2 separate regions of the Homo sapiens genome follow, and region 2 is linked to region 1. The links are chromatin loops, found by intact Hi-C in ENCODE. Cell type or tissue: heart left ventricle. All regions are shown on one strand. Each heading gives the region's core, and the rest is flanking DNA. Links, peaks and the distances in the headings are about the cores only.

The links. Peaks named below come from ENCODE experiments on the same cell type or tissue, not always from the same donor. Only the 100,000 strongest peaks of a DNase experiment are listed, where the experiment ranks them.
Region 2: it touches region 1 in a loop (1.9-fold over the local background); 19 of 110 quality-filtered maps call a loop at or near these places.

What each region holds. Positions count from the first base shown.
Region 1 is chr22:31,032,953-31,048,144 of GRCh38, forward strand. No RefSeq gene overlaps it. Among named protein-coding and RNA genes, the nearest start is that of SMTN, 41 kb to the right of the region's middle. RefSeq lists enhancers at 10,994-11,564, 11,565-12,134. In heart left ventricle, for the core only: no CTCF peak of the experiment used is centred there; a DNase peak (open chromatin) is centred at 6,688; H3K4me3 peaks cover 450 bases; H3K27ac peaks cover 3,416 bases.
Region 2 is chr22:30,978,409-30,993,600 of GRCh38, forward strand. TUG1 (taurine up-regulated 1) reads left to right here. Exons shown (of 3, transcript NM_001396518.1): 3 at 1-987. Among named protein-coding and RNA genes, the nearest start is that of TUG1, 17 kb to the left of the region's middle. In heart left ventricle, for the core only: no CTCF peak of the experiment used is centred there; no DNase peak of the experiment used is centred there.

The DNA of each region.
Region 1 (15,192 bases), core at 2,869-10,868:
ACACATGGAATGATTGATAGGAAAAAATGTTTATTCTTGAAAATCACTGTGTGAACATTCAAGACCACCTTGGGAAACCGGCCCTATAGGACAATGAAGCTTGGTATGCCCTGTCTGACAATGGCGTGAGTAGAAATAAACTCCCAAATGATCTAAGGCCATGTGGTGCTGAGAACACTCTAGAATGCGTTTTGGATGTGGTCACTTCACCATATTGCAAGCTGAGATGATAACTGGGTTAAAATTCTGAAAGCAGCCTAGGTACTCATTAGTGCAGCCTGTGGAAGCTGCATGTCTCACCTCAAGCAGCAGGCCAAATGCTCACATGCTTGCACACTTACCTGCTTATACGCTGACCCGCTTATGTGATCACCTGCTCACACACACGTCTTGCACACTTACCACTTATGTGATTGCCTGCTTACATGTATACTCATTTACAGAATTTCTGTCCAGGTGCGGTGGCTCACGCCTGTAATCCCAGCACTTTGGGAGGCCAAGGCGGGTGGATCACCTGAGGTCAGGAGTTCAAGACCAGCCTGGCCAACATGGAAAAACCCCCGTCTCAACTAAAAATACAAAAAGTAGCCAGGCATAGTGGCGGGCGCCTATAATCCCAGCTATTTGGGAGGCTGAGGCAGGAGAATTGCTTGATCCTGGGAGGCGGAGATTGCAGTGAGCCGAGATTGCACCATTGCACTCTAGCCTGGGCGACAGAGCAAGACTTCGTCTCAAGAAAAAAAAAAACACCAGAATTTCTGCCTACACAATTACATACCCCTGACCTGGTTGTATGCTTACTCACTTACATATTTATATATTCACCTGTTTGTACGTTTCCCTGCTTACTTGCTGCATGCTTACCTCCTTACATGTGTCCCTTTTACATCAGTCTCACATAGTAACACAATTACATGCTTACTTGTTTATCTGGTTATCCTGTTGCATGCTTGCTTAGTTCCTTACATAGTCACACACTTACTGTTTACACGTACTGACATAATCACACACTATATGATTACAAGTTTACACAATGACATGCTTACCCACTTATACAGCTCCAGATCTGCCAGGGCCCAACTGCAAAGACACCAATGGGGAAATGCAAGGGGGTTGGATTTCAGAGAAGGCAGGCTCCTAGTTAGCAATCAGGCCCACTCTCATCCCTGGCACCTGACTCACACCAGCCTTTTCTTGAAAGAGCCCCGTCTATTGGCCAGGCCCGGTGGCTCACGCCTGTAATCCCAGCACTTTGGGAGGCCGAGGCGGGCAGATCACGAGATCACGAGGTCAGGAGATCAAGACCATCCTGGCTAACATGGTGAAACCCCATCTCTACTAAAAATACAAAAAATTAGCTAGGCGTGGTGGCAGGTGCCTGTAGTCCCAGCTATTCAGGAGACTGAGGCAGCAGAATGGCGTGAACCCGGGAGCAGAGCTTGCAGTGAGCCGAGATTGCAGCACTGCACTCCAGCCTGGGTGACAGAGTGAGACTCCGTCTCAAAAAAAAAAAAGCCCCTGTCCACACCTCATATATATATATATATATTTTTTTTTTTTTTTTTGAGATGGAGTCTCGCTCTATCGCCCAGGCTGGAATGCAGTGGCGCAATCTCGGCTCACTGCAAGCTCCACCTCCCAGGTTCATGCCAGTCTCCTGCCTCAGCCTCCCGAGCAGCTGGGAGCCTGTAGGCACCCACCACCATGCCCGGCTAATATTTTGTATTTTTAGTAGAGATGGGGTTTCGCCGTGTTAGCCAGGATGGTCTCGATCTCCTGACCTCGTGATCCACCCACCTCAGCCTCCCAAAGTATTGGGATTACAGGCGTGAGCCACCGCACCCGGCCTTTTTTTTTTTTTTTTTTTTTTTACCTTTTTTTTTCTTTTTTCTTTTTTTGAGACGAGGCCTTGTTGTGTCGCCCAGGCTGGAGTTCAGCGGTGCAATCTTGGCTTACTGCAACCTCCGCCTCCCAGGTTCAAGCGATTCTCCTGCCTTAGCCTCCTGAGTAGCTGGGATTACAGGTGTGTGCCACCACCACACTCAGCTAATTTTTTTTTTTTTTTCTTTTTTTTGAGACAGAGTCTTGCTCTGTCACCCAGGCTGGAGTGCAGTGGCATGATCTCGGCTCACTGCAACCTCTGCCTCCCAGGTTTAAGCAATTCTGTGCCTCAGCCTCCCGAGTAGCTGGGATTACAGGCACATGCCACCACTCCTGGCTAATTTTTTAAATTTTTAGTAGGGATGGGATTTCACCATCTTGGCCTCAGGTGATCCACCCGCCTCGGCCTCCCAAAGTGCTGGGATTACAGGTATGAACCACCACACCCGGCCCTTCTGCCTTTATCTTCTGTCCCCAAGTTCTGGCACGCAAAAGAAAAAGACCCTCAGTGAATGCTTTTCAGGTGGAATAAGACTTGGCAAGACATTTCTACATCACTGAACACTAAACAAGTAGCTTAAAAGCCAATGAGCACTATTCTGAAAGTGAGGTCCCTCTATCTGCATTAGAATCATTACAGTGTTGGTTAAATACAGACTCCTGCAGGAGTTCGAGCCAGCCTGACCAATATGGCAAAACCCTGTCTCTACTAAAAATACAAAAATTAGCTGGGCGTGGTACCACACGCCTGTAATCCCAGCTACTCAGGAGGCTGAGGCAGGAGAATCACTTGAACCTGGGAAGCAGAGGTTGCAGTGAGTCGAGATCACGCCACTGCACTCCAGCCTGGGCAACAGAGCGAGGCTCCATCTCAAAAAAAAAAAACAAAACATACAAACTCCTGGGCCCTAGCACCACTGGGGATAGGACCTGAGAGTCAACAATCTAACAGCTTACTTAGAGTCACTTGCCTAGAGTCATGCGAGGCAATTTCTGCTGCTCCCTTTTCTCCATGTGATGGGTTCTTGTTCATCCTTCGAGGTGAACTCCAATATCACCTCCACCACAAAGCACTCCTTGACTGACCTCAGACAGAACTAATTGCCTTATCCTCTCTGGGCTCACAGGTGAACTATGTTATTCACATTTGTGTCCTTGGCACCTAGCCCAGGAGTTAGCACATAATAGATGCTTATGTTTAAAAATAAAATTCCAGGCCAAGTGTGGTGGGTCACACCTCTAATCCCAACACTTTGGGAGGTTGAGGTGGGAGGATCGCTAGAGCCTAGGAGTTTGAGACCAGCCTAAGCAACATAGTAAGACCCTGTTTCTACAAAAAAATAAAAAATTAGCCAGGTTTGGAGGCGTGAACCTGTAATCCCAACTACTCGGGAGGCTGAAGCAGGAGGATCACTTGAGCCTCGGAGGTTGAGGCTGCAGTGAGCTATGATGGTGCCACTGCAAGTCCTTGTCTCAAAAAATAAATAAATAAAAATAAATAAATAAAATTCAACCTCCCATCTCTGGTCCATGAAGCCCTCAGTTAATCTGATCCTCCCCTTCCTACCTTTCTTCCACACCGCCCAATTCACCTCTTCCTACTCTGCTTCTCGTTATCCATGCTCCTACCACAGTGGCCTTCATTCTGTTCCTTAAACTAGCCAAGCTACATCCAGCTTCTCAGGCTTTGCTGCCTGAAGAAAGTGAAGGGGCCCCCCAGTGACACCCTTTCTCATCATCCCATTTTATTTTTATCACATGTGTATCATTATCTAATAATTTCTTTTTTTTTTCCCCAATGTATTTATGTTCTGTTTCTCCTCAGGGAACATAGGCTGACTGATGAGACGAGAGATCTTTATGAGTCTAGCTCAGTGTTTCTTAAGCAGGTTTGATCTTTACCCCCAGGGGGCATTTGGCAGTGTCTGGAGACACTTCGGGCTGACACACCCGGGCACTGCTACTGGCATCTAGCGAGTAGAGACCAGAAATGCCACGAAACATCCTGCAATGCACAGAACACCACAAAGAATTATCCAGCCTTGAATAACAACAGTGCCACAGTGAAAGTAACCCTGGTCTAGATCGTCTCTGATGCCCCAGCGCCTGGACCGGCGCCTAGCAAATCGTACGTGGCTCAAGCTCAAACATTTTTGCTGCATGAACGAATGAAATGTTTGAATTACGTGTTGGATTTAATTTTAAAGCTGGAAAGGTCCTTAGAGAGCAATTAAACCACAAGTTTTTATATTCTGCTTCTGGAAGCCTCAGGCGATGGGGCAGAGTTTCAAGAATTCCGCTTGCCAGGAAGAATTTTTAGCTCAACGCTCAAGATGTAAACTTTAGGACTATGGTCTGTTTTATATATTGAGGTCCCAGCAAAATTGTCTGACAAGTTCTACCGCTTAAACAAACCGGACAAACTGTTGTTCCAGACCAGCCCCTTCATTGCACTGAGCTGAAAGGAAGCTCCCAGAGGAGTTGGGGGTTCCGCAATGTCACACAGAAAGCCAGGTTCAGGTCTCCTTGAGCGTCCAGCTGGCCTTGGTCACAGACTTGCCATGGCTCTGTGATTCACCAAAGACACAATTTAGGAGCAAGACAATGTGGTATAGCAGTTACTAGCCCAGCTTCAGAGCAAGACAGGGTGGGTTTTCATCCTGGATCTGCCTACAACCAGCTGTGTGGCCTTGGATGTTTACTAACCCTCTCTGAGCCTGTTTCCCCTGAGGATCTGTGAGATGGAGATAATAATAGTACCCTCTTCATAGGGTTGTGATGCAGATTTAAAAAGTTAGTTGGCCAGGTGCCATGGCTCACACCTGTAATCCTGGTGCTTTGGGAGGCTCAGACAGGAGGTTCACTGGAGCCCAGGAGTTGGAGGCTGCAGTGAGCCATGATCGTGTGACTGCACCCCAACCTGGGTGACACAAGACCCTGTCTCTAAAAATAATAATAATAATAAGACCAGGCGCAATGGCTCATGCCTGTAATCCTAACACTTTGGGAGGCCGAGGTGGGCAGATCACCTGAAGCCAGAAGTTCGAGACCAGCCTGGTCAACATGGTGAAACCCCATCTCTACTAAAAATACAAAATTAGCCAGGCGTGGTGGCACATTCCTCTAATCCCAGCTACTCGGGAGGCTGAGGCAGGAGAATTGCTTAGACCCAGGAGGTGAAGGTTGCAGTGAGCTGAGATCGTGCCACTGCACTCCAGCCTTAGTGACAGAGCGAGACTCTGTCTCAAAAATAATAATAATAATAAATTAAAATTAAAAAATAAAATTAGAGTATGTGAATAATGTTTGGAACAGTGTTGAGAGCATAGTAAGTGCTATATGTAGGGTGACAAATTCATCCCAATTTGCCTGGGTCCTTCCCGGTTTTAGCACAGAAAGTCCTGCATCCCAGGAAGCCCCTCAGTCACATAAAGCAGGACAGTTTGTCATTCTAGCTATATGTGTATGTTTGATGTGTGTTTTTTAAGAGATGGGATCTTGCTCTGTGGCCCAGGCTGGAGTACAGTGCCTCAGTCATAGCTTACTGTAGCCTCAAACTCCTGGGCTCAAGCAATCCTTCCACTTCAGCCTCCCAAGTAGCTGGGACTATAGGTACCATGCCCAGCTAGTTTTTTTAGAGAGAGATGAGGTCTCGCTATGTTGCCCAGGCTGGTCTCAAACCCCTGGCCTCAAGCGATCCTCCTGCCTCACCCTCCGAAAGTGCTGGAATGCTATGCGTTGAGCCACCACACCAGGCCTGATATTTTAAACAAAACTGTCTACATTACTGATCAGTAAATGTCTCTATTAATGTTCAGTTTGATTTTTCATTACTTGGTACTTTTCATGAAGGAAGGATTACTGACCAATTAATCACACAGATGAGAGAGCAGGGAATATCTTTAACCTACTTTCTAATAATGAAGTTGGTCATTTTCTATCCATTCGTGCAAGGAGACACACAGCACCTCTATTTGGAAAACACTTTCTTAGCAGTTGGTTTGTTACTAGATTGCCTCAAACAAGAGAACTCTTGTTTCTTTTTTCAAAAAGTCTACTTTTCAAACAGTTGCCAACTTCAGATGGAATTTTCCTCAGTAAGATTGAATCTTAGGCTTGAAAGAAGTTTAGAAAATGTCTAATCCAACCATGACATTTCCCAGATGGGACAAGTGAGGCCCAGAGAAGGCTACTAATTTTCCTGGAGTTACACAGCAGCAAAAGATGGTTCTAAGACTCAGGGCCAGGGTTTGAACTCCTGGGCCAGGGCTTTTTCAGGGGTTCTCAAACTGTGTTCCACACCCAATGGCAGGTTTCCTAGAGAAGTGGTTAGTGAGGGAACAAGAGGGAAGCTACATCACTGGGCAACCTCTACCCCTCCTCCTTCCATCCCGTAAGCTCCACTTTGACCATTTTGTACATTGACCTTCAACTTAAGGACCCTCTGCAACAGGGTTCATCTCTGGAAAAACTCTTTTTGAAAGCCACTCAGTTATATTGTAGGATTTACACATTTTCCTCCCTGGAAAACTTTTGTTCCCATGGAGAAAACTTAACTTTTTCTTTGAACCACATTCTCCCCCTCTCTAATGGATTTTTACATATTTGGAAAAACAGAGGCATGCATGGGCCTTTTACAAGCCAGCAGTTAAACTGAAAGGCTCGTTCACTTGCAGGAGAGCTGGGTGACTCAGGGCGTCAGTAACAACTGGCCCAGATGTGAAATCTCATGCTCATTGCTTAGAAAAATGTTTAGAAAAATGCTGCTGTTTGGGATCACCGGACGGAAGCTGCAGTGAGGGCCCAGGAGAGCCCCAAGGTCGACAGTTCCGAGGGAACAGGATGGAGGGGGGCGAAGGGTGGTGAGACCGTCCAGAACTCAAGGCTAAGCAGTGCAGGGGGCTGATGGTAAGATACGCCTTTCCCCCAGATGTCTCATTTTAAGCTGAAACAGACAAGATCCAAAGCCAGGAAAATATCCGGGATGGACCCCCAAAGTGGGAGAAAGACAAGAAACACAACAAAGCCAAGTGCGCAGCCTTTGTCCATAGGGATCCTGGGCTCTGCATGGAGTGAGTCTAGGCTTAAAGGAAGGGCCAGGAGGCAGAAGCTGATTCCCCAAAGCAGAAGGGTGAAAGCCTGGACTTGATACTTGATGGAACTGGATTTGAATCCCAATTCAGCAACTCACAAGCTGTGTAACCGTGGGCAAGTTATCCAACCTCTCTGAGCATCCTTTTCTCATTAGCAAAATGTAGACTGTCGTGATGCCTACCTTATAGGGTAGTGAAGGGTTAGAAAATAGAACAGTACTGCGCCTTACAGTGCACCTGTGCCAAGGAAATAGTTGTAGCCACTAATTATTTATTTATTTATTTATTTATTTTTCTTTTTTTTGAGACAGGGTCTCACTCTGTCACCCAGGCTAGAGCACAGTGGTGCCATCACAGCTCACTGCAGCTTCAAACTCCTGGGCTCAAATGATCCTCCCACCTCAGCCTCCTGAGTACCTAGGACAACAGGTGCACCACCATACCCCGCTAATTTTTATTTTTTGTAGAGATGGGAGGGGGTGGGTCTCACTATGTTGCCCAGGCTGGTCTTGAACTCATGGTCTCAAGCAATCTTCCCACTTCACCTCCCAGAGGGTTGAGATTACAAGTGTGATCTACCACGCCCAACCTTCTAGCCATTATTTATTAAGGACCTACTAGGTTCCTAACTGTGTTCACCTGAGCCTGAGTTCCTCCCCACAGGCCTGCTCAGCCTCTGTTTACCAGAGATTCTCCCTGATGCTGAGGGATGTTTAAAGTAGGGCTGACACAATTCTTATGTGGAGCCAAAATAGATTTGGGTCAGAGGACACCCTGGGACACTTGGTCTTTTGACATAGGTGGCTGTGTTTGGCCAGCTGCCAGCACACAGTAGGGGGCTCAAGAAATATGAATGAGTGACTCCATGGAATAAAAGTTAAAGACTGAATGTTGATGAATGTCTCCTTCCGGATGGTGAAAAAAAAAAAACTTCAAGAATTCTTGAACATAATGTTGAAATAAGCCAGATACAAGAGAATTTTCTATGTGGTGGCATTTGTATAAAGTTCTAGGACAGACAAGATGAATCTATGGTGAGAGGAGCCAGAACAGTGGTTGGCTAGGGGCTGGAAAGAACAGAAAAAGTTGTTCCTTGTCTGCCCAATATTTGTTCCCTGCTCTCTTGCCACTAGTGTAGCCACTTCATAAAGTTCTGGTCAAGGAGATGTACGTGGAACTGTTGGGTGACCGTTGGAGAAAGCCTCTTATAAGGGCTGGTTCATACTATTTGCCCCCTTGGTCTTATCTTCTTCCATCCTGCTCTCTGAATATAGATGTGATGGCTGGATCCCTGGCTGCTGCATTGGATCATGAGGACTAGGGCCATAGCCTAAGGTTGGAAGAGCTAGGAACTAGCTCCCTAACAACTCCATGAAGCTATCATACCAGCCCTGAACAGCTCACTGCTCAGCTCTGGACTTCCTTTATATGAGAGAGAGAAATGAATGTCTCTCTTGGGTGAGCCACTACATTAGGCTGGGTTTTGTTTTGTTTTTACATTATTATAAAGGAATAACTGAGACTGGGTAATTTATAAAGAAAAGAGGTTTAATCGGCTCACAGTTCTGCAGGCTGTACAGCATGGCACCAACATCTGCTTAGCTTCTGGTGAGGTCTCAGGAACTTACAATGATGGCAGAAAGCAAAGTGAGAGCAGGCATGCCACATGGCAAGAGAGTGAGCAAAAGAGATGGGGGAGGAAGTGCCACACACTTTTAAGCAAGCAGATCTCACATGAACTCATCACCAAGGGGTTGGGACTAAGCCATGCCAAACAGCACCTCCCACCAGGCCCCACCTCCAACACTGGGGATTACACTTTTTTTTTTTTTTTTTGAGATGGAGTCTCGCTCCGTGGCTCAGGCTGCAGTGCAGTGGCTTGATCTTGGCTCACCGCAACCTCTGCCTCCCGTGTTCAAGCAATTCTCCTGCCTCAGCCTCCTGAGTAGCTGGGATTACAGGCATGTGCCACCACACCTGGCTAATTTTTTTCTTTTTTTTTCTTTTTTTTTTTTTTTAGACGGAGTTTCGCTCTTGTTGCCCAGGCTGGGGTGCAATGGCACGATCTCGGCTTACCGCAACCTCCGCCTCCTGGGTTCAAGTGATTCTCCTGTCTCAGCCTCCCGAGTAGCTGGGATTACAGGTGTGTGCCACCATGCCTGGCTAATTTTGTGTGTGTGTGTGTGTGTGTGTGTGTGTGTGTGTGTTTTAGTAGAGATGAGGTTTCTCCATGTTGGCCAGGCTGGTTTCGAACTCCTGACCTCAGGTCATCCACCTGCCTCGGCCTTCCAAAGTGTTGAGATTACAGGCATGAGCCACTGCTCCCTGCACTTTTTTTTTCTTTTTTTGTATTTTTAATACAGACAGGGTTTCACCATGTTGGCCAGGATGGTCTTGAACTCCTGACCTCAAGGGGGAACTCCTGCCCCTCAAGGGGGAGACCCACCTCGGCCTCCCAAAGTACTGGGATTATAGGCGTGAGCCACCGCGCCCAGCCACTATTCCATTTATGTCAAATTTCTTGGTGGGGTGCGGTGGCTCACGCCTATAATCCCAGCACTTTCAGAGGCCAAGGCAGCGGATCACCTGAGGTCAAGAGTTCAAGGCCAGCCTGGCCAACATGGTGAAACTCTGTCTCTATTAAAAATACAAAAATTAGTCAGGCGTGATGGCGGGCACTGTAATCCCAGCTACTCAGGAGGCTGAGGCAGGAGAATCGCTTAAACCCAGGAGGCGGAAGCTGCAGTGAGCTGAGATCATGCCATTGCTCTCCAGCCTGGGTGGCAAGAGCTAAACTCCATCTCAAAAAAAAAAAAAAAGTCCAGAAAAGGCAAATCCATATAGACAGAAAGTAGATTGGGGTGCCTGGGGCTGGGGTGGGAGTGGGAATTGACTCGAAAATGGTCATTTGTTAGGGGGTTGGAAATGCTCTGAATGTCCTAAAACTCGATGGTGGTAGTGGTTGCACAACTTTATACACTTACTAAAAAAAATCACTGAACCATGTACTCACAATGAGTGAACTACATATTATATTAATGATGCCTCAGTGAAACAGTTTTTTTGTTGTTGTTGTTGTTGTTATTGTTTTTTGAGATGGGTTCTCACTCTCTCACCCAGGTGGTAATGCAGTGGCAGTATCTAGGCCCATTGCAACCTCCACTTCCCAGGCTCAATTGAACCTCCCACCTCAGCCTCCCGAGTAACTGGGACCACACGTGTGCGCCACCACACCCGGCTAATTTTTGTATTTTTTGCAGTGACAGGGTTTCACCATGTTGCCCAGGCTTGTCTGGAACTCCTGAGCTCAGGCGATCCACCCACCTAGGCCTCCCAAAGTGCTGGGATTACAAGCGTGAGCCTCTGTGCCCAGCCAAAACAGTTTTGTAAAAAGGAGATTGAGACTCTATGTGGTGGCTCACGCCTATAATCCCCGCACTTTGAGAGGCTGAGGCGGGCAGATCACTTGAGATCAGGAGTTTGAGACCAGCCTGGCCAACATGGTGAAACCCCCATCTCTACTAAAAAATACAAAAATTAGCTGGGCGTGGTGGCACCTGCCTGTAATCTTAGCTACTTGGGAGAGTGAGGCAGGAGAATCGCTTGAACCCAGGAGGTGGAGGGTGCAGTGAGCTGAGTCCGTGTCGCTGCACTCCAGCCTGCGTGACAAAGAAAGACTCCATCCCAGAAGAAAAAAAAAGTAAAAAAAGAGATTGATGTGGGAAAAAGAATAAGACGTTAAGTGAAAAAAAGTAGAATGCCAAACAAAATATACCGTAATTCCTTTTTATGTAAAAAATAAAAACCTCCATAGGAACATGAGTACATATATCAATAAATGCAGAGAAACCTGTCTTGAAAGCTCTACCCCATACTTTTGGGAAAGGGAGCAGGAAGGGGTGGCTGGAAAGGGGGACTTCTACTTTACCGTGTAAGTTAATTCTTTGGGTAATTTTTTTAATTTAAAAAAAAAAAATCAAGCCCGAAAAAAGAAAAAGAGGCTGGGTGCCGTGGCTCATGCCTGTAATCCCAATACTCTGGAGGCCAAGATGGACAGATCACTGGAGTCCAGGAGTTCAAGACCAGCCGGGACAACATGGTGAAACCTTGTCTCTTAAAAAATAATAATAATAAAATTAAGAAAAGAAAAAAATGCAAAAGATAGCAGTAGAGACTCCATCCCCCAGCACCTTCTTTTGTAATTATTGAGCCCACGGATTTAGGGAATTGGTATTTTTAAGAAGTAAAAACGTGTGGCTGCGTCTAGACTTAGGAAGTACTTACGGAATGATCTAGTCCAGTATATTTACTCTGCAGGTGAGGAGACTGAGGCCCAGGGAGGAACTGGAGCCTGTTCAACGCCAGAGCTCATTGGGCCTGGGCTGAAGTCCAGGTCTTAGATGAAGCTCCCAGCTCTGCCCCCGCACTGCACTCTGCACAAATTGTTTCGTGTCTCCAGGAAAGGGGAGTTTATAAATTTGGCCACATTTTGGAACAACAGAGCCATAAATGGACACGACCGAGGGAGGCTGGGAGGTACCTGACCTTTGAGGCTGGGGGCGGGGATGGGAAGAGAGGACAGGGCGGGCAGGCTCAGCCACAGCCCAGATTCCTGCATCCAGGGGAAAATAACATGGAGAAAGGAGCCAGTCCAGCGGGAGGCCGAAGTGGAGCTGGTGAATGTGGAGGGCCAGGCCAACCAGGTTCAAACACCAGCCTCCGCCCCCTCCCCCACCACCTACAGACTTTGGGCAAGTGCCTTCACCTCTCTGAGCCTCAGTGGTCACCAAACCTAGTGAATAGCAACGACATCTGGCAAGTGTGTGAAAATGGCAGATGGCCAGGCCCCGACTCCAACTTACGGTGAATCAGACTCTTCTAGGATGGGGTTTGGATACTCTGATGTAGCTAGAGAACTGGAGTTCAGGAATCAGTGACATTCAGGCACTTCAAACAGGCTTTGCAAATCATTATTATTTTATAATTATTATTATTTTTGAGACGGAGTCTTGCTCTGTCCCCCAGGCTGGAGTGAGGGGCACAATCTCGGCTCACTGCAACCTCCACCTCCCAGGTTCAAGTGATTCTCCTACCTCAGCCTCCCAAGTAGCTGGGACTACAGGGACACACCACCACGCCCAGCCAATTTTTGTATTTTTAGTAGAGACAGGGTTTCACTGTGTTGCCCAGGCTGGTCTTGAACTCCTGAACTCAGGTGATCCACCTGCCTCGACCTCCCAAAGTACTAAGATTACAGGTGTAAGCCACCGTGCGTGGCAGCCGGTTTTTTTTTTTGAAACAGGGTCTCGCTTTGTCACCCAGGCTGGAGTGCAGTGGCTCAATCACACCTCTTTACAGCCTCAACCTCCCAGGCTCAAGTGGTCATCCTGCCTCAGTCTCCCCAGTAGTTAGGACTACAGGCACGCACCACCATGCCTGGCTAATTTTTTTTTTTTTTAATTAGCGACTCCATCTCACTATGTTCTCCAGGCTGATCTTGAACTCCTGAGCTCAAGCGATCCTCCCGCCTCAGCCTCCCAAAATGTTAGGATTACAGGCATGAGTCACCACACCCAGCACCAAAATCATTATTTTGATTAGACTCTGTTCCCTATAGATGGAAATCCAGGCTTCATAGCCTGGCATTCGGGACGTCACAGCAACCTCTTAAACAGAGCCATAAACTTCATACACTACCTGACCATCCCTCATCCCTCAGTTCCTTCAACAAGCACATGGAGAGTGCCCTCTCTGCAGCCCCAGATAAAATCGGGTCTCTGCCCTCCCTGGGGGTTCTAAGTGGGAATAAATTAAATTCCACACCCCAAGGTTCTCTTGTTTTTCCAAACACTTTCTTGCTCACACCTCTGAACCCTACTTTAATGGGGGGAAACCCACCAACAATCTCCTCCCACCTAAAGCTTTCCTGGTTCTCTGCACCCCCGGCTGAATCCCCATTTACCATGGGGTCTACCCTTCTCATGAATGAATGAGTGAGTGAGTGAATGAACGAATCCCAACTAATTTGCCTCTGATCCCTAGCACTGTTTGTGGCCAATAATGTTTGTTGAAATACAATGGAATATGGATTTTCTAAGCCAGTTTTCATCTGAATGCAACAACCACTGAGAAACATTGCCAGTCAACCAACATTTATTGAGTAGCTACTACGTGCCTGGCACGTGGAAACAAAGCAGATCATTCCAGATATAGTAAGAGTTACAAGTGCTATGGGAGGGAGAGAGACTGAGAGGTGCTATTTCATATGGAATGGTCAGGGAAGCCCCTTGGAGGAGGTGGCATTTGAGCTGGAGACTTGAAGACTGAGACAGGCAGCCTGCAGAGCCCTAGAATGGTGACTTGATGTGGGTTTGAGCAGAGCTTTCTGACTTCTGGGTGGTGAATGGAGGTGGGGTGGGGGCAGTGGCCGGAGCCAAGTGACATGATGAACAGTGGTGTGGAGAAGTGGGGCCCAGCCACATGAAGAAAGACACCACAGGGGGGCTCTGCTGCTAGGGTGGGATCACTGGCCTTCTTCCAAGCTTTAGGCTATTTGATTCTCTGAGCTTTATCTGTGTTTTAAACACACACACAGAAGCAAGTAAAGAAAACAACCCCCCCTCCCCCGGCCCCAGAGCCTCAGAAGTTGGCTAAAGCCCACAGGGTTGTTTGTTTGTTTTGTAAAAAATATGTTTTCCACTGAATCTTCAGTTTTTTGTTTCAGCAGCTGGCATCCACCCAAGGGAACAAGTTAGCTGGGACAAACAGGGCTTCCGTCCCTCTGTCATTGTCCTCTGGATCACAGCTCGTGGCTGCTAAGAGGGTCATTTCCTGTGGCCGAGAGGCAGGGCTGAGAAGGTGAAGTGTGGGGGCCAGGCCTTCCCACGGATGCAGCTGGGTCAGCTGCATTTCCCCAGAGGACACTGCTCCAGGGGAGGGGGTGGGGCAGGAGAAAGGCAGCCCCTGAGGTCAGGCTTGCAGCTCTGGCCCAGCAGTTCAATATTAAATCAGTTACTTGAGGTTTCACAACACCAAGGAGCAAGGCTCCCAGGCTAGTCCTCAAGAAGAGCCTATTGCACTGATGTTGGAAAGTCATTTGTTTTGTTTGTTTGTTTGTTTGTTTGTTTTGAGACAGAGTCTCCCTCTGTCGCCCAAGCTGGAGTACAGTTGCACGATCTCGGCTCGCTGTGTGATCACTTGAACCCCCTCTGCCTCCCGTTTCATGCGATTCTCATAGCCTTAGCCTCCCAAGTAGCTGGAATTACAGGTTTGCACTACCATGCCCAGCTAAATTTTTGTACTTTTAGTAGAGACAGGGTTTCGCCATGTTGGCCAGGCCGATCCTGAACTCCCAGTTTAGGTGATCTCCCCGTCTCGGCCTCCCAAAGTGCTGGGATTACAGGTGTGAGCCACAGCACCTGACCTGGAAAGTCATTTGTGTAGGATGAGAGGTACCCAGCCCATACACAAGATGGTCGGGGCACATGATTTGAAAACCCATCAAATTCAGGCCACATGACCTGAGAATGAGGTGAGACTGAGCTGTGTCTGGAAGACAGAAAAGCCCTTCTGCCACTATAGACCAGAGCAGGGGGCTCCAGGCATGGGAACCACTGAATTCCATGTCTCTGCAAGCCACATGTATGCCCAAATTCTGTTGAATTTCTAGGCTCAGCCCCTCCTGGTTATAATCTGGTTTCTCAAACTGGCTCTCTGTCCCCAGAAAGAGGAAGAAGGGTGCCAGGGCAGTGTCCAGCCCATATCCATCTAACTCCTCACACACTGATATGGTTTGGCTGTGTCCCCGCCCAAATCTCAACTTGAATTGTATCTCCCAGAATTCCCATGTGTTGTGGGAGGGACCCAGGGGGAGGTAATTGAATCATGGGGGCCGGTCTTTCCCATGCTATTCTCGTGATAGTGAATAAGTCTCATGAGATCTGATGGGTTTATCAGGGGTTTCTGCTTTTGCTTCTTCCTCATCCCTCTTGCCGCCACCATGTATGAAGTGCCTTTTGCCTTCCGCCATGATTGTGAGGCCTCCCCAGCCATGTGGAACTGTAAGTCCAATTAAACCTCTTTTTATTCCCAGTCTTGGTATGTCTTTATCAGCAGCGTGAAAACAGACTAATACACACACCTATGAGTTTTACATCAAGATCATGTGCCTTCCTCTCAGGCCATTCAGCTTTGTTCATAACCTCCAGTCACCATGGCC
Region 2 (15,192 bases), core at 2,251-10,250, 55 kb before region 1:
CTTTTTCATATCTGTTCTTATCCTGGACATCAGTAGTTTTTAATTGCCCAGCATCCGTTCCATCTTGTAACAACTCCCTGATGTTTCTTAAAACCACCTCTTCCTATTTTCAGTCTGTGGTTTGGACAGTCTGACCCAACCTTGAGCTTTGTGGGTGAACATGTAATTCAGACCTCATCAATCAGCAAATCCATCTGAACTGTGGAGGAGAAGCTCTCTTTACTGAGGGTGCTTTAGCTTTGTAGGATGAAAACCTCAAACTAACAGGGCCTACCATGTAGAGAATGAAGCCAGTGCAGGGGAAAGCAGAGCCAAAATATGGAGAGACTTGAATCCTGATGACAGCGTTTGTGCCCCTGGATCCAACCGTGCCTGAAGCTAGAATATCCCCTGGACTTTTCAGTTATGTGAACCAATAAATACCCTTTTTTGCTTAAGTTACTTTGAGTTGGGTTTCTGTTACTTGAAATTGAATCCACACTAATATATCTACCAACATTGAGACTTGACAGATCCAAGTATTTATTAAGCTAGAGGTCATGGTCACTGAAATTACTTTCCAAAGTGGAAGACAAAATGAAACAGGAACTGAGGGAATATTTAAGATCCCACAGAAGCGTAAAAATGACATGGTAGAAAGTAATAGAAAACCTAAATGTCTGTCATTAAAGGATAGGTTAAGGTGTGGTTCAGCCATATAGGAATATCTCGTATCTGTTAAAATGAATAAAGTACATTCATTGTGTATGGAAAAATGGCCATGATACATTAGGTGAAACAAGTTATTAATAGAAAAGTGTACAGTGTGAACTCATTTTAAAATGTGTGTGCTTATGTTTATAAATGCATAGAAAGGTCTATTCACAGCTTTCTTTGAACAGTGTAGATCACATGAAACTTTCAACTTTATACATTTCTGTATTAATATTTTACACTACCCACATTATTTTTAAACTTTATTTTAAATAAAGAATTTTTAAAATTAAATTTAGTGCTTACTGTTTGACCTTGGCAAGTTATTCAACACTGAGCCTGTTTTATCAAATGATTTAAAATGCCTACTTTTATGTTAGTAAATATTAAATATAAATCATTCATTACTCAAGTTGACAGATTGCTATACCATTGCTTGTTTGAGAAACTCAGAGCTTAGTAATTGTTCCTTAGTTTTTTAAGCATGTCTCCTTCAAGTGAGTTTATTTGGATTATCAGAATTTTGTGGTTTTAAGGTTTATCAAAGATTATTCTAGTTCTTGACTGATGTTGATCTGCTAAGACTATTGCAGTATCCACATTAGGCAGAAAGCAGGGGGAAAGTCACTTTTTTTAAAAAATCCTTGAAATATTCTGATGTCACTGCAATTAAGGTCAATAGTGACCTTTTCATTGCTAAATCCGTTACACCTGCATCTAATATGAACTTTCAGCAGCACAGGTAACTCCCACCAGCTTCTTGAAACACTTCCCTTAAGTGCTATAATACTTTTAATTTTCTTTTCAACTTGCAGACTACTCCTTTATTGTAGGTTCTTCTCCCCATCATGTAAATATAGGTATAGTGGACATCCATTGCTTTGGCTTGCCAAAAATCACTTCCCCTTTACTTTAATCATACATCCCCACTTATCCTTTAGAAAGCTGCTCCTTCCCATTCTGTGTGGTGGTAGTGGAAATGTAGATGACAGTACTCCGGCCTCATGCCCCCTGGCTGAGGTTTGAGCAATGCAAGCTCGTTCTGTCCCACAAGGACTTTGATTCTTAAGAAAGGTGACCACAAAGTGATCAGAGTTGAGTCATTCTGATCGTAGTGTTCTAAAGAAACCATTTAAAAGTTTATGAAAGGAGATCTCCAAAGTATGCTGGCTCCTATTCTCCAAGCCTGGTTGTCCAAGTTTTCCTTTGATTGTATAAACTACCACATAGCCTCCTTAAAATAAGTTTCCTTTTTGTCAGCCAAAATGGGTTTCTATTGCTGGTGACCAAATGACTGACTAATTACAGAAATGGAGGCCGGAGAGTTAAATGGTAGGCCTTTAACCCACAGGAACATATGGAGGATCTGGAATTGATTATTGTACTGAGACAGATAATGGCACCAGCTCTTGTTCTGTGTCCCTGGGAGGATAAATCTACGAGTTAAGGGTGACAAAACAGTAATGATATCATTTCTTGTCATTTGGAATCGTGCCTGTTGAGAGTAGAATTTGGAGGGCCAGGTAATTGTTGACAATAGGACAATTTAAAGTGGATAGACTGGGCACAGTGGCTCACACCTGTAATCCCAGCACTTTGGGAGACCAAGGTGGGTGGAGCACCTTAGGTCAAGGAATTCAAGACCAGCCTGGCCACATGATGAAACCCCGTCTCTACAAAAATACAAAAATTAGCCAGGCATGATGGTTAATCATGTAATCCCAGCTACTCGGGAGGCTGAGGCTGGAGAATGACTTGAACCCAGGAGGCAGAGGTTGTGGTGAGCCAAGATCGCACTGTTGCACTCTAGCCTGGGCAACAGAGCAAGACTCCATCTCAAAAAAAAAGAAAGAAAAAATTAGCTGAGCATGGTGTTGGGTACCTGTAATCCCAGCTACTTGGGAGGCTGAGGCAGGAGAATCTCTTGAACCTGGGAAGCAGTGTTTGCAGTGAGCTGAGATTGTGCCACTGCACTCCAGCCTAGGTGACAGAGTGAGATTCTGTCTCAAAAAAATAAAGTGGATAAAGCAGGCCAGGACCACTGAGTTAGAATGGTTACTTTGATTGCATTAGCTATTTTATTTTTTTTAATTTTATTTATATATATATATATACTTTGAGACAGAGTCTCGCTGCAACGCCCAGGCTGGAGTGCAATGGTGCGATCTCAGCTCACTGCAACCTCTGCCTCCTGGGTTCAAGTGGTTCTCCTGCCTCAGCCTCCCAAGTAGCTGGGATTACAGGCACACGCGATCATGCTGAACTCATTTTTGTATTTTTAGTAGAGATGTTGGCCAGGGTGGTTTTGAACTCCTGACCTCAAGTGATCCGCCCACCTCAGCCTCCCAAAGTGCCGGGATTACAGGCATGAGCTACCGCCCCTGGCCCCGGTAGCTGTCTTAAAGTGAAGGGCATCAGCTCAAACCCAGAAACTGACCTGTGGGCATAGAATAAAATACAGGCCCTTTTTGTGGCCAGGATAAATGAATCTCGGTGCTTAAATCCACACTAGTACTTGGAGATTAATTATTCAAATTGCAAAATTACAATGCTGGTTGAATTTGTAGCATTACTAACGTCTCTTTTGTGAGAGTTAAGGTATTAATCAGAAAAGAGACTGTATAGAGTGCTGATACCTGGGAAGATTCAGAAGATTTAGAGAATCCCAATCCTCGAAATATCTCAGGAATGAAGGTTTGGGTTACCCTATTAGTCAAAAATCCCTGACTGAATTAAACAAAAAAGTATAGTCAAAGAGGAAGAGATAAATAGCAGTTATAGCCCCATAACCTGTTGGAGAAGTAAGATCTGTAGCCTCTACCCCATATCTTTTAGGTTGCCTTATTTTATTTCCCCCTCTCCTCTTTATTCATTACAGTATTCTGCCCTAACATTTCCTGGCTGAAGTTTGAGCATGATGCAAGTTAATCCAATCAGATTTCTCCTCCATTGGAGCTGAGCCATTCTAGTGGTAGTGTCCCCTCACTGATGTGTATGAGTGTGTTGGTGATGGTTAAATATATCAGGAAATCCGTAAGTTGCAGATTATCAAGATGGGGTTAAGAACTAGAGAAGAATGAGCATCACCCAGAAATCTTAGGCTTATAACTAGAAATTATTTTAGGTTATCTCCCTTTAAGAGGAAGATCTCCCTTTAGGGGGGATTATGTTGAGTGAAGGTATTAAGATTGTTCATGTTGAAGAATGCATGTCCACATAGTGTACGTTTGCCTACCCAGTGTTATCTTTTTCCCCTCTGAGAATAGCACTTCACCTTTCCTTTGGGAAACTACCCATTTCCCATGCCATGTGAGCCCAGAGGATAATGTGTAAGAGGTATATGAGTTTCTGAGAGGAATGTGAGAGGTCTTCACCTGCCCAGATTCCTGACTTAATCTTTAAGTCTTCTTGCCCTGTAGACTCTGAAAAATCTCATCCATTTCCATGGCCTTGGTTTCTAACTGTATATTGATAATTTCCAGATTCCTACCTTTGGCCTTGATATGTGTCTTGAGCTCCAGATCTGAATGCCCACCTGTACCTTGATATCCACTGCTTGATTAACACAAAGATACTCTCACCCAACATAATAAACGCTGACCTCTTCATTTTTTCCTTAAAATCTGCTCTCCAGTGTTCCCTTTGTTGGTAAATGGCACCACCCTCTACTCTGTTTCTCAAACCAGAACATGAGAGTTATTCTCGAAGCTTCCCTCTCTCCCAGAGTCCCTGTTAGTCATTAAATGATCTTGGTGTTAGCATGTAAATATATACCTTAAAACTATCTCCACTTCTATCACTTTGTCCAAGGGAACATATATCTGTTGCTGTAAGTACTATAATGCCTTTCTAGTGGTTTCACTGCCTCTATTATTGTCCCACTGCAGTCTTCTCTACAGGACAGCTAGAGTAGCCCCCCAAGAGATAGGGTATCCCTGTTGCCCAGGCTGGAATGCAGTGTCAATCATAGTTTACTGCAGCCTCAAACTCTTGGCCTCAAGCATCCCTCCTGCCTCAGCCTCATGAGTAGCTGGGACTGCAGGCACGTACCACCATGCCTGGCTGGCCATTTATTTATTTATTTATTTTGTAGATACACTATCTCGCTATGTTGCCCAGGCTGGTCTTGAACTCCTGGCTTCAAGCAATCCTCCCACTTTGGCCTCCCAAACCACTAGGATTACAGGTGTGAGCCACTATGCCCAGCCTACTTAACCTTTTAATAGTTCCCCCGGCATTTCAGAATAAAATCTAAACTCTCCTGGTTTACAAGGCTCTTCAGCTTCTCATTATCTTATTCCTCAAGCTTCATCTTTTGCCACTTCAAACAGGAACAACTCAATTTTGTATATTGGAATTTCCTGTATTATTATTATTTCATTTGAAAAAAAAGTTTCCACTTTTTTTTTTTTTTTTTTTTGAACTGAAGTCTTGCTCTGTTGCCAGACAGGAGTGCAATGGCACTACCTCGGCTCACTGCAATCTTTGCCTCCCAGGTTCAAGCAATTCTCCTGCCTCAGCCTCCCGAGTAGCTGGGACTACAACTGCGTACCACCATGCCCAGCTAATTTTTTGTATCTTAGTAGAAACGGGGTTTCACCATGTTGACCAGAATGGTCTCAATCTCCTGACCTCGTGATCCATCCCCCTCGGCCTCCCAAAGTGCTGGGATTACAGGTGTGAGCCACAGTGCCTGGCTGGGTTCCACATTTTTTAAAGCAGTGGAGATGCAAGAATTCATTAAAAGAAAGACAAAATTGAAATGATTATTCAGAACAACCCAAAAGCCTATTGCTATGAATACTGTAATTTATTTTCTTCCATATTTCTTTCCATGAAATTTTTAAAAATCTAGTATTTGTAACTGATACAGAGAGCTACAGTAAGGTGCCTAGAGAGCAACCAAATCCCTACCTCACAACATTTACAAAGATAAATACCAAAAGGACTACAGATTTAAATCTTAAAATGAAACACTAGAAGAATATTTAGGAGACTATTTTTGTGATCTTATGACATGGGAGATTTTCATAAACAAAGCAGAAAACCTACAAGCCATAAAGGAAATTACAGACATATAAGACTACATGAAACAAATCTTGGTTCTGTAAAAGATGTGATAGATTGGAGAGATATTTCCAACATAAATGACAGATCCAGGACTAATGTTGCTAATACAGAGAGTTCCTACAAATTTATAAGTAAAGTAATAATCACTAGCCATTTATTTGGTGTTTGTTTCATACTTGGCATTGTTTCAGGCACTTTACAAGTGTTATTTAATTGTCACAGTTTATGAGATAGGCAATATTATTCCTGTTTTACAGCTACGGAAACAGGCTCAGAAGGATAAAATAACTTGCCCATGTCACACAATAGGTGATAGAGCTATGACTCAAACACAGGTTGTCTGTTAGTCTGTACTTTGAACCATGATGCTCTTCAACATTTCCGTAAGCATATGAAAGATAATGAGGTCAGTGAGATGTGATGTACAACAGAGCAATGAAGTACCATTTGCCACCTATCAGATGGCAGAATTTAAAAGAGCAGTAACATATAGTGCTGGCAAGAATTAGGGTAACAAAACTTTTATACATTGTTGGTGGGCATGTAGATTGTTCCAATTTTTTTAGATGATGATCTGGCAATACTGATGCAAATTTTTAAATATACACTTTTGGACCCAGCATTCCTACTTTAAAGACTCTCAAAGAACTAAAAGCACCAAGATAAAAGGACATCAGTATGAGAAATTTACTGCAACGTAACCTGTGCTAGCAAAAAAATTTAAAAAGCAATCGATCAAAGTGGAGTGGTTGAATCAGTTATAGGACAGCTATACTGTGGAGTGTTATGCAACTGTTAGAAAGAAGACCTCTATTTCTTAGCCTGTGGCATGTCCATGATGCATTAAGCAAAACAAACAAAAATTACAGAGTAATGTATATCATAATAGCCCATTGTATGGGGTGCAGGGCTGGAAGCCCTACAAATGTATCTAAATGAACATGAAAGAAAAGTGGAAGGATACACCAAATTGAGGGGTTTGGAGAAACTTGGTGCTTTATACATACTGGCATTGTTTCACTGGTTGTGGGAGCACATCCTTTTTTTTTTTTTTAAGAGACAGTTTATTTCTAAGGGAAATAATTAAATTTTTATTTATTTTTATTTTTTTTTTTTTTGAGATGGAGTCTCGCTCTGTCGCCCAGGCTGGAGTGCAGTGGCGCAATCTTGGCTCACTGCAACCTCCACCTCCCGAGTTCAAGCAATTCTCCTGCCTCAGTGTCCTAGGTAGCTGGGATTACAGGCACATGCCACCACGCCCAGCTGATTTTTTTTTTTTTCTTTTTTTTTTAGTAGAGACAGGATTTCACCATGTTGGCCAGGCTGGTCTCGAACTGCATACTTCAAATGATCCACCCTCCTCGGCCTCCCAAAGTGCTAGGATTACAGGTGTGAGCCATAAATATAATTTTTAAAGCAATTAAATTGTACCTAGACTTTTTCAAGTTAGCATATGCTAAGGGATCAAAAAAGAGGGCAACAAAGAGTAACAGTTGGTTAACTCTTTTATATCCAGGGTTGCCTTTTGTAGATGCATGGGTTCCAGGTGACTGGCCCTCAGCCTTTGAATAGGCCACTCCCTACGACAGAGAAAGGGTTGTCCACTAGGGTGCCACTTCTAACAAAGATGTGTTGTCTCCCTGTATTTGTTCTTCCCAGAGTAAACACATTTTTCAGTTTCCCTGGCAGGTGTAACCCACTAACTAAATTTTAGCCAGTGGGACCTGAGTAACTTATAGGACTTATCCTTAAAAAGGAGTGAGCCCATCTCCTTCCTTCACCCTCCTGACTAGAATGTAGGCTTCACCCCGCTGACTAGAATTCCATGACTGGAATTTGTCACTGTTGGACCATAAAGGAGAAGGCACTCTGTGCCAGTGACGATGGAGCAACAAGTTAGAAGGAGCCTAGATTCCTGATGAATGTGAAGCCACCTTACCAGGCCTGAACTGCTTATCTCTGGACCTCGTTTACAAAACTAATTTCTGTCTTCTTGACATCATTAGTATATGAGGTTTTTCTCTGCCTCACAACTGAACGTAGTCTGCCCATAAATATTTTGCTGGAAATATTTCTTAGGAACATCTGATTCCATCCGTTCTGATTTTATACTACTGAATCAACCTGCCCCTAGCTGGACTCACTAAGAGTAGATGACTGGTTGGGTCATGAACCAGCCACATATCTTTAATCATAAATTAATAGGGCTGTGCACAGTGGCTCACGCCTGTAATCCCAGCACTTTGGAAGGCCGAGGCGGGCAGATCACTTTAGGTCAGGACATCTAGACCAGCCTGGCCAACATGGTAAAATCCGTCTCTACTAAAAATACAAAAATTAAGCCAGGCGTGGTGGGTGCCTGTAATCCCAGCCACTCAGGAGGCGGAGGTTGCAGTGAGCTGAGAGCTGAGAGCGCACCATTGCACTCCAACCTGGGGAACAAGAGTGAGATCCGTCTCAAGAAAAAAATCATAAATTAATAAATTGGTCTCTTTATTAGTTCAGTGGCCCTCCTTTATGCTCTCAGAGTCTCACTGTTATGGACATCCATTGCTTTTGTCTACTCAGTATCTATCTTCACTTCTTTTGATAAGAGAATATTAGTTGCGCTCTGAGTTTCCAACCCTCCTTCACTTTCTGTCTGTTCACTACCCCTGGCTCCAGGACTGAGCATGTAACTCGGACCGACCAGAGCACTGCAGCGCCTTGGTCAGGGTAGTTGGATATGGAGTGAGTTTATTATCTAAGCCAAGCCAGTTTTACACAAATAGAGCTAATGGAGGTGGGGGAATTTCCTTTTTAATCTATTGAATTTAGAACTGTAAGGTTGCAAGACTGGCATTATTGGCAGCCCTCTTGCCACCACAAGGAGGTTGCTCATCTGAGAATGAGGCTGGTCTTGAACTCCTGACCTCAGGTGATTTGCCTGCCTCGGCTTCCCAAAGTGCTGGGATTACAGGAGTGAGCCACTGCATCCGGCCTAATTCTGCTGTTTCTGTTCCACTTCTGTTGACTCAGGAGAATGGCAAAGATGAGCCCAGGAGTCCTTAAGATTCTCAGTGTTCCACTCTTGATGTAATTGTTGATCTAGCTTCAGCCCATTTCCCTGACCTAATGACTGGGTCTTATTTCGGCTACTTTAAGACATGGAGACCTACTGGTTTGGGATGGCAACCTGGGATAAAACTGTGAGGGCTTCTGGGATATTCTAATTGTTTGGAATTACACCTAAGCAGAAAAATACCTTTTATTATTGTTGGTGTAAAGGACCAGGACTCTGACTGAAACAAACCTACGGTTTTTTTTTTTTAATAACAAGTAGCAATTGAGGGTATGGGACCTTGATCTGATGCAGTCAGTGCAGTGGTAAGCCATTTATCCCTGTGGAGTGTGCCCAGGCTCCCAGGACTGTTCACCTGCTCTGATAGAGATGACAGAGGTCATGTTTCATTTTTTCTTTTTTAATTTTTTGAGATGGAGTCTCACTCTGTCATCCAGGCTGGAGTGTAGTGGTGCAATCTCGGCTCACTGCAACCTCCGTCCCCTGGGTTCAGGCAATTCTCCTACCTCAGCCTCCCGAGTAGCTAGGATTACAGGCGTGCACCACCACACCTGGCTAATTTTTGTATTTTTAGTGGAGACAGGATTTCACTATATTGGCCAGAATGGTCTCAAATTCATGGCCTCAAGTGATCTGCCCAAGAAAGGCCATATTTCTATGAATGAGAATTGGACCTTCTTAATCCAGGCCTCCTACCACATTTGCTAACTGGCCAACTGGCATGAGTGGCATCCAAGGACCTCAGCCCATGAGAGAAAGGGAATGTGACATGTTTTTCTGTCGACAGCATTTCTGAGGGTGGTGGGGTAAATAAGAAATTGCTTTTCCTTATAAAACAAATTGAATGTGATAGCATGTGCATGTCATTGACACCAGCAGTTGTGCTGTGGTTAAAAATGGCAAGGGAATGGCTGGCTGAGCTAAGTCTTCCAGGATATTGTTGCCTTAACAGCATTATTGCTAACAATTGCCATTTGCTCAGGCAACATGGTGAAACCCCATCTCTACAAAAATATAAAAATTAGCTGGGCATGTTGGTGGGTGCCTGTAATCCCAGCTACTCGGGAGGCTGAGGCAGGAGAATCACTTAAACCCGGGAGGTGGAGATTGTACTGAGCCAAGATCGTGCCATTGCACTGCAGCCTGGGTGATAGAGCGACACTCCATCTCAAAAAAAAAGAGCAGAATCACGTTTGCCTGATTCAACACTTGGCCTCTTTGGACAAGAGTCTGATTTCTCAAGTTCAGATGATGCCTGGAACTCTTTGGAGTTGGAGAGAAGATGGTTTGGCCAGAGAAGATCAGAGGCTGTTTTAGGTCTTCTAGGATTCAGGAGACATACATAGAACATGGCTTCCATGGAGGTGGCGAGACAGGAGAACCAACGAACTCAGGCTCCAGTCATAAATATTTACTGGTATGCTCATAACACAACAATGATGGTCCTCAAAATGACATTCAACTTGCGTCCTATCCTAAGAACAAACACCTGGAGTGCACTATGAACTGATGTTTTAAATCTCTGTTTGCCTTGTGACCAGCACAATTATACTGCAGTATATTCTGTGTGTATTTTACAATATTCATTTTCCAATGTAATCACTTAAGTTATACCACAAATTTTGGAAAGTGTATGACAAATCAAGAATGAAATCAGAGTTCAGAGCAACACGTAAACATGCACATGCACACATGAGACAGCCCTGGAAACCAGCCCCAAAGACAGGACCTAGAAGAGGTCTTGATGAAAGGCAGCCTGTAGTAGAACAGGCTTCGTTGCAGGTCCTACAGAAGAACGGGGTTGAGTTATGCAGCTTCTCCCATCCCTTTCTGGCCCAAAGCAAGCCCCAACCCCAACCACTTTGAGATGCTACATTATGTTTAACTATGGGAAAACTCACAGTGATCAAAAATGAATGTGGAAAAGTTTCAAGAAACCTCGAGTCTATAATAGCAAGTATCCTTGGCTTTGGCCGAAAAGCAAATTGATACCAAGTTGTTCTTAGCACTTCGCCAAATGGATTGCTGTTTCCTTGTGCCTGGAGCACCCAAAAAGGGAATGAGGGCTGAGGCTGCTGTGTTTATAGCTCTTCGCCAAGATACCTCTCCCAGTACCCTCTTTTAAGGCAAAGAACCCTGCTCCAATAGCATTGTGTCCTGACAGCCCTGTGGACCCCTTTGATGATAACCACATACTCTTGCTTCACCTCTGTGCTTGTCCTTAGGACCTAACAGCCTAAGAAGGAGAGGCAGAACCTGCTTATTCCCTTCTTTCCTTGCCTCTCTCATTTCCTGGTCTTTCTTCCACTTGGAAAATTTGAGTCAGATTTCCATGTGTCTTCCACCTAGGCCTTACAGGAAACCACTTCCTTTTATACATCTTTGGGTGCCCTATGTGGAGGGGATCCTCACACACTCTCCCTGGCTCTGACTCCTTCCCCTTCCCCTAAACCTATAGTGTCCATATTCTACCCCTGCCTTGTGAAATTTCATAAGGAGGAAGTTGCTCAACATCTATCAAGACTCATAGAAGATAAAGGGCTGTAAGAAATTTGGAAACTTCACATTCAGATTGCTGCTAAGAACTCAGATCAAGATGTGGTATACAGGACATATACATAAATTGTTGGGTTTAGTGCAAAATGAAAATGCGGGGTCCCTTGTTCAAAAATCATTAAGAATTTCAAGAAGGTGACAATAGAGCACAAAACAAATGTGAGGCCCTTCTGGGAGCAGGGCCCTTTTAAGTATGGAGGCTTGTGTGACTCCGCAGGTTGCATGCCCAGTAATCTAGCCCTGATGGTATATTTTGCTCAAATATCCTTTGGTTAAGCATCTAAAACACACCCATACCACCCCGTCTCCCAATTCTGGACAGCATTCTGTAACATTATTACAATACATGTTAATAACTGATTAGGGCTGGGAATGGAACTAAGATCTCTGCTTTTATCCACTGTATGAGGATCCCCTCCATATAAATGATCTTCTACGCAGGCTTCTACCAAAACCTCATTCTCTGAGCCATATATCTTCTTCAACCTGGAAAACAATGGACCCATGATGGTGGATGAATAAGAACAGAGGCTTTTTAGCCACTCAACTAGGAGATGTTGATAACAGAATAGTAGCTTTCTTTTATCAAACCCTTAGCATGTGCCAGACACAACTCTGCAATTTACACACGTCATCTCATTTGACATGTTTCAGGTATGAATTTTATTCCATAGCCCTAGCGCAAGAAGTTTCCCATACCTTTATAGGTTATTTCATGCCGCCCTGAGTCTACTTGCTCACACCGCCCTACCCCCAGCCATGACTCTGTGATGACAAAAATCTAAGGCACCTCCCATGGTGGTCACCACATGGAAAAAAAGCACCTCCTTCACCTGCTATTAGACATCATGCCCAGGACGCTTCCTTCTGGTGTCCAGAGACACTGGCTCTTCCTTCAGTCCAGTCCCCCAACTGACTTCAGATATACACCTGGACACTCACCTTCTCCAGCTGTAAGGACAAGCAAGAATTAGGTCTCCTCCATGTTTTGAACATCCTCAAATCCTGTCCCCTTCTTATTTCAAATCTTTGCATGGCCCTGAAACACCGAATACTAAGGACATCTCCAGATGGGGTATGAGACAGCAATATCATCAGCCTCCTTTTGCTGGGGCTGGGCTGGAGATAAGAGCTGCTTACACCAGAGAGTGTTTTATATTTTCCTTTAATAACTTGCCAGGCAACATCAGATGAAGAAACTTTGGCTGAAAGAAGCCATTAATCTAAGGTTCTATAGCTAGGAAGTGGCAGGGCCAGGATTTGAAGCTGCCTGATCTATTCCCCAGATGTAGGCCACCTGCCACCATCATTGAGATCACCTTCAGAGAGTTCATTCAGAACTTCGCAAGCCTCACACTGGCCTACAGAATGAAAACCTCTGAGGAGAACCTTAGCTTCTGGAATTTCTATCTGGAATTCCAGCCAACCTCACAATATTAAGTGGCAGACAGGCTTAAAGGTGTTCTTACCCCCACCACTCTCCAATGATCCATGCTTCCTGGTGTTCACATCTATCTTAGTCATCTCAGGCTGCCATAACAAAATACCACAGACTGAGTGGTTTAAACAACAGAAATTAATTTCTCACACTTCTGGAGGCTGGAAATCTGAGATTAGGGTGATCAGCTGCCTTGGTTTCTGAGGGCTCTCTTTCTGGCTTATATATGGTTGCCTTCTCAATATGTCCTCATATGGCTTTACTTGGTGCATGCACATAGAGAAAGAGCTCTTCTTACAAGGTCACTAATCCTATCAGATCAGGGCCTCACCCTTGTGACCTCATTTAATATTACATCCTTAGAGGCTCATCTTCAAATATAGTCACACTGTGGGGGTGAGGGTTAGGGCTTCAATGTGAATTTTACTGAAATATTCAGTCCATAACAGTACCTTTGTGTCATCCCTTCCCTTTCAATTGACTTCCCCTTAAGGTGGGTTTTATGATTTCCTTTTAGAAAATGTTGTCTTGGCTGGGCATGGTGGCTCACGCCTGTAATCCCAGCACTTTGGGAGGCCAAGGCAGATGGATCACTTGAGGTCAGGAGTTCGAGACCAGCCTGGCCAACATGGTGAAACACTGTGTCTACTAAAATACAAAAAAAAAAAAAAATCAGCTGGGCATGGTGGTGTGTGCCAGTAGTCCCAGTTACTCAGGAGGCTGAGCCAGGAGAATTACTTGAACCCAGGAGGTGGAGGTTACAGTGATCCCAAGATCATGCCACTGCACTCCAGCCTGGCCTGGGTGGCAGAACAAGACCCTGCTTAAAAAAAAAAAAAAAAAAAAAAATAGTGTCTTGCTCTAGAAGCTCTCCTTGCTGGTTTGTTAAAGAAAGTGGACATGTTGGGAAATCCCAAATGGCAAGAAACTGTGGGTATAGATCTGAGGGTGGCTTCCAAGCAAAGGACAGCAAGAAGCTGGGGCCCTCTGTCCCACAGCTCCAAGGAACTGAATTCTGCCAACAACTTGAGTGTGCTTGGAAGTGGATTCTTCCCCATTCAAACATCCAGATGAGAACACAGCCCACCCAACATCTTGACTGTAGCCTTGTGGGTCCCTGAGCAGAGGACTCGGCTAAGCCATGCCTGGACTCCCAGCCCACAGAAACTGTGAGATAATGTGTGTTGTTTTAAGCCACTAAGTTTGTGGTAATTTGTTGTATAGCAAGGGAAAACCAATAAATTAGAAAACCCCACAGTCTTCACCCACAAGGCTGCATGGATGATTCCTCTCTTTTTTACTTCTACCCAGAAGCAACTTGTGTACTTACTGAGCATGACAAAGGGCATGTGCCAAAAGGCCTGCTTTTAAACTTTTTTAATTTCTTGATTATCAAAAGTAATAGATGTTCATTGTAGAAAATCTGGAAGCACACAAAAAGAAAATAAAAATTACCCAGAATAATTTCCTCCTGCCAACTCAGATAACCACAGATAACACATTGGCAAGTAGCCTTCACCACCTTGGTTCTATACAGGGAGGCTGGATAAAGTTACAAACAGAGAATGTTCTGTACGGACCGTTTTGTGACTTGCTCTTTCCAGTGTCAGCCCACATTTTCTGAAGAATTTGAAGCATCAGAGGGGTGAATTTGTTTCCAGCATTTTGGGCCATTGCCAGATTCCATTTTTAATGACCTCAGGTTTTTCCCAGAGTGGGCTTTGGCAAAGGAGACTCATTAAAAGGAAACTGAGGCCAGAGAGGGGAGGACATGCCAAAGGCCAGATAGCCTGTTGGCACCCAGAGAGTTCCCTCCTTCCAAATTCCTCATAACATCGTAGCTTAGCTGCTGTATTCCCAAAACCCACACAGTGCCCCAGAGCTTTACCCTTGGAATTATTATCAGAGATAAGTTCCTTAAAGCCACAGCCTCATCTCCAATCAAGGGAGTTCCTTGGAGGGACTTGGAATAGGAAGAAGCTAGAACCCTCTGAGATCTGGCCATCCACCACCCATGAGGCCCAATTCTTCCCTGGTCCCCTGAGCAACTGAAAATCAGCTCCTAGAGTATCATTTCAGAACTTTGAGCATTTGGGCTTCTTTTATTTTATTTTATTTTGTTTTATTTATTTATTTTTTGAGACAGGATCTCACTCTGTCGCTCAGGCTGGAGTGCAGTGGCGTGATCTCAGCTCATTGCAACCTCCACCTCCCAGGTTTCAGTGATCCTCCAACTTCAGCAACCCTAGTAACTGCCACCACACCCAGCTGATTTTTTTTATCCTTTGTAGAGACAGGGTTTTGCCATGTTGCTCAGGCTGGTCTCGAACTCATGGACTCAAGGGATCCACCAGCTTTGGCCTCCCAAAGTGCT